Regions from separate parts of the Mus musculus genome. Here region 1 is linked to region 2. Evidence: chromatin loops called from intact Hi-C (ENCODE). Cell type or tissue: heart. All regions are shown on one strand.

Region 1 (2,500 bases), 53 kb before region 2:
AGTGAGTTCCAGGACAGCCAGGGCTATACAGAAAAACCCTGTTTTAAAAAAACCAAAAAAAAAAAAAAAAAAAAAAAGAAAGAAAGAAAAAGAAAAAGAAAAAAAGAAAAGAGTGTTGAAGTTTGGGCTCTTACAACTAGATACACACACAAGGGGCTCAGCTTTATCATTTTGTATGTTAATTTCTGGTTGATATTCAGCATCATCAATTGGGGGAGTATCCTTTGGGTATTGAATTGTGTCAGCTTGGACTGAGTTTCCATCTTTTATCTTATGTTTTCTTCTCACACTATCCTTGATAGCTTTAGATATTTTCCTCTAGTATTTTGAGCCCCATAGCTGTGTGTGACTAGACTTTCCTTTTTTTTTTAAGATTTATTTATTTATTTTATGTATGTGAGTACACTGTAGCTGTCCTCAAACACACCAGAAGAGGGCATCAGATCCCATTACAGATGGTTATTAGCCACCATGTGGGTGCTAGGAATTGAACTCAGGATCTCTGGAAGAGCAGTCAGTGCTCTTAACTGCTGAGCCATCTCTCCAGCCACCAGACTTTCCAATCTTTACTATTTTATGTGTATGAGTTTTTTGTCTGAGTGTGTGTATGTGCATCATGTGCATGCCTGGTATCCTTGAAGGTCAGAAGGCAGCTTTCAGTCTCCTGGGAGTGGGGTTACAGACTGTTGTGAGCCACTATTTGGGTGCTGAGAATCTAACCAGCGTCTGCTGCAAGAGCAACAGGTTCTTTTAACCACTGAGCCATCTCTTCAGACCCACCTTTCCTATCTCAACACACATGCAGCAGGACACGTGTAGACTGAGCCATTCCAATCTTCCCATACTAAGACAGACCAATCCTTGACATCTCAGTATGATAATAGTTTATTTGTCTTCTATGCCATTCAGGGCTGAGTCCTTGGAGGAGGAGATATTCCACACAGACACCAAAGACTCAGGATCTAGTCAACAGAGGAGAGATGGAGAGAAGACGATGTGTAGTGAGTGTCCATCTGTGTCTGCCACACTCTCTACACACCATGAGTATAAGAACCAGAGAACTCCATTTACACATCGTTGGCTCCCAGCTGCTGTAGGAGCAGTGCTCTCAATCCCCTTCTGAACGACCATTTCTCCACCTATGCTAGACTCTGCTAGTGAGGCCCTGAATCCTGAAGACAAAGGTCTGAGCTAAGTACAGCTCCGTGAGTCTTGAGGCTCGGGGGAAGAGAGCTGGTTGTCGGAAACAGAGGGATGCTAAGGGTGTAGTTTGGAGTTTGATCCCTGGAAGCAAAGACCATTTCTCCTCTCCAGAAAGAACCTGGAGGTACTGAGCCACACATCCTCCCAACTGTTCTCCTGACCCACCAACTTTTCTTATCTCCACTCTACTTTTTCTTTCCAAAAGGTTTATTTTTAGTTTATGTATGCAGGTGTTTTTCCTGTATGTGTGGCACGAGTATGGAGTACCCGAGGGGGCCAGAAGAGGGCGTCTGAGCCCATGAGATGCCGTATGGGTGCTGAGAGTTGATCCTGGGTCCTCTGGAAGAGCAGATTAACCATGGAACCATCTCTCCAGCCCCATTTCTACCCTTCCGATGGAATCCAAACCACTTCTTATGTTCTGCCGTCTTGCTCTGGAAGCCGTTCTGGAGGAGATGGAGAGACACCAGTTCCCTCCTGAGCCATCTGCTGTCTCAGTTCTAGCCCCGCGACTTTGATTTTTCCTCGTGGGGTGCTAATGCTAGTTCCCTTCGGGGAGCCCCTTGCACCTTACTCTAACTCTCATTAAGGGTTGTGTATTTCCTAAAACTCATTTGTCAAGTTTCCAGAAGCTTCTACTTCCAACCCCACCTGTGGTTTTACTTCGTCAGAGCCAGCTAAGAATAATGTGTCTCCATCTTTTTCTTTTTTTTTTTCTTTCTTTTCTTTTCTTTTTTTTTTTTTTTTTTTTGCGGGGGGGGGGGGAGTGGTTTCGAGACAGGGTTTCCCTGTGTAGCCCTGGCTGTCCTGGAACTCACTCTGTAGACCAGGCTGGCCTCAAACTCAGAAATCCATCTGCCTCTGCATCCCAAGTGCTGGGATTAAAGGCGTGCACCACCACTGCCCGGTGGTCTGTCTCCATTTTAACTCTATCTCAAGTCATACCCTGCCCCCCACCACACACGCTTCCTCCTACGTCAAGACCCCCTTTCTACCAAGGATATTCAAATAATTCCGTAAGCCAGGCTGGGATTGTTATTCTCCTTGCTTCCACCTCCCCTCCCCACCCCATCCTGTTGTGACCTGCGCAGGCCAGCCGTAACGCTACTGCGCTGAAAGCTCTTGCAACATTCATCTATTCATTCCATTTTATTATTCATTTCATTTCATTAACACATTTGTTATTTGTCTCAGTCTGGCAGGCCCAGCCCTGGTTGTCAGTGTGAATCTGTGAGTTCCATCTCCCTTCACAACCAGGGATAATACTCCTCTATGTTCATCTGGGCTCTGGCCTGTG
Region 2 (2,500 bases):
GACTCACAGGTGGTTTCTACCCACCCAATGTTGGTGCTGGGAACCCAACTCCAGTCCCCTGCAAGAGCAATATGTACCCTTAACCACTGAGCCATCCTTCCAGCCCCAGTTGTAGACTTCTCCTGTGTTTCCGGAGAGAGGTTCAAATACTCAAAGGCAGTACTCTCAAAGTCTGGGACCGTAGCTCAGAAGCACAGAAAATACCCATTAGGCCTGGGATCCTAGATTCAGTCTCCAACATGGGAAAGGGGAGGGGGACAGAGATGCCTTGGTGAGGAAGAGTACAAGCATGGGGACCTGAGCCTGGCTCTCCAAAACCCACAGAAAGGCCAGAGAGAGGAGCAGAGAGAGACAGGAGGATCTCTGGGGCTCCTTGGCTGGCCAGCCTTGCTGGAGAAGGGCAGGTTCTAGTTTGGTGAGAGACCAGTCTCAAGGGAATGAGGCAGAGAGTCACACAGCAAGGCAAGCTGTGCCCTCCTCTGTGCCAAGAATACACACAAACACACACACACCCCTACACACACACCTCTCACATACCTGCACACATAAGAAATAAAATACTTTTCTAAAAAGAAAAGGGAGGGAGGGAAGTAGTATGTTCTGACATCTAAAGGGAAACAAACCCTGTTAAGGATTCTGTTTCCCAGATTATAACTAGGACGGTGGCAATGGGACGCTACAGATGTAAAAATCAAATCTCAGAGAGAGAGAGACCCATAAAGCAAAGATACCCTGAGCAGGAAGCTTCCAGAAACCTGCGTGGAGCTCAGACTGTCCTAAGGGCAGGAATGAGGGACTTCGTGACAGAGGATGCTGTGTGATGCTTGCAGGAAATCCAGTCTGCCTGGAGGAAGGCCACATGATGTCTCCTGGGAAATCAAGTCCGACATCTCCTGGATAATGCTGGAGGCGTACCAGACAAGATTACAAGATTAACTCAGGTCTAATCTTTCAGTCGCTGTCCGGAAAAAAAAAAAGCCCAGATTTCTGAGGAAACCCGAAATTGAACCCCCATGCTACTATACATCTTCAGAAGGACCCAACCCCACCTCCCTCCAGCTTTCTCCCTGACCCCATAGAGACTCCACCATACAATTGGTAAAGCATTCCTGCCCACTACCTCTGCCTGCCTTCAAAAGAACTGCTCCCCTCCACCTCTCATATAGACACATACACATATACCCTGGGCCTGAGTCAGAAACAAACAAATGTCATGTGCCCCCATGGTCACTCTAGACACTCACTGGGCATGTCTTTTTCTCCTATGAAACTTCTGCTTTTGCAGCTTACACCACCTAGATACCACCTCATCCGGAAGATTCCAGAATGCTCCCACCACACCTGCGGCACATCCCTCACCCAACGACTTCAATCAAACTGAATCATCAGGCCCGAGGAAGCCTCAATAAGGCACCCTGGCAATGCATACCCTGAAAATCTCTCTTGGGGATTTGTTTCCGTGACAAATTACTGAGTCTCGGCCAACCAATCACAGGCAGCCAACTACCTCTTTCGAAAGGTGCGCCTTCCTCAGCCATCTATCTCAGAGCGTCATCTCCTGCTCTCTGAGTATGATGGCAAAGCTTTCTGAGCCCAGACTGCTGGTGCTCCGTTAAAATGAGACCTTTTAAGAGAAGGTGATTTCTTCCTAGCCAAAAGAATGGAGTCTATCTCTGGCCCTGGGTGGGCACATGACATGCAGCTCTGTTTCAAGGTGAGAGCATTATGTCCCATTGGCTCCTTCCATAGAGTTAATCTAGGGCCTCTGAGATCCAATAACCTGAGTTCACTCCCTGGGACCGGCGTGGTGGAGAAAGAGAGAGAGAAACTGAGTCCCATAAGTTATCCTCTGATTTACACACTTACACTACGCGTACACACACATGCCTATTCACACAGACATCCACATCTGTATGTATACAAACACAGAAGCACATGTGCCCACAGGTATTCACACAAAATAAATTAAAACTGTGTAATTTAAGAGGTTGTTCTTGAATGATTTATTTGGTTTTATTTTATGTATTGGTGTTCTGCCAACTTGTAGGTGTGTGTGTGGAGGTGGGGGTGGTGTCAGATCCCCTGGAGCTGAACTTACAGACAGTTGTGAGCTGCCATGCGGGTGCTGGGAATTGAACCCCCGGCCATTTGGAAGAGAAGCCAGTGCTCTTAACCGCTGAGCCATCTCTTCAGCCCCCAAAGTTTGTTTGTTTTCAAGAGTTAATTTAGCTGGACCTGCCAATCACATGGTCTCAGAAGACTGATTCACCCAAAGCGATGTTAAGGAGATTGGGGGATAATTACCCCCTTGGTGAGCTAGCCTATCCTTCCCAGAAATCCTCAGGCACGAAGCATCTCACCAAGCCACCACCCTGTGGCTCTGCTCCTCAGAACAAAGCAATTTCATCTTCTCTCCTCCACCCCTACCCCCACCCCAGATCCTGGTATGCTTTCTCCAGCTTCCTCCTTACTCTCTGACGTCTGCGTGAGGCTGCTTACA

What was found. Hi-C counts contacts between places; a loop is a spot of excess contacts. Peaks named below come from ENCODE experiments on the same cell type or tissue, not always from the same donor. Only the 100,000 strongest peaks of a DNase experiment are listed, where the experiment ranks them.
Region 1: it touches region 2 in a loop (2.0-fold over the local background); 2 of 42 quality-filtered maps call a loop at or near these places.

Annotation. Positions count from the first base shown.
Region 1 is chr5:147,819,104-147,821,603 of GRCm38, reverse strand. No RefSeq gene overlaps it. Among named protein-coding and RNA genes, the nearest start is that of Pomp, 40 kb to the left of the region's middle. In heart, a CTCF peak has its summit at 1,493 (motif pointing right); no DNase peak of the experiment used is centred here.
Region 2 is chr5:147,766,532-147,769,031 of GRCm38, reverse strand. No RefSeq gene overlaps it. Among named protein-coding and RNA genes, the nearest start is that of Gm35592, 2.7 kb to the right of the region's middle. In heart, no CTCF peak of the experiment used is centred here; no DNase peak of the experiment used is centred here.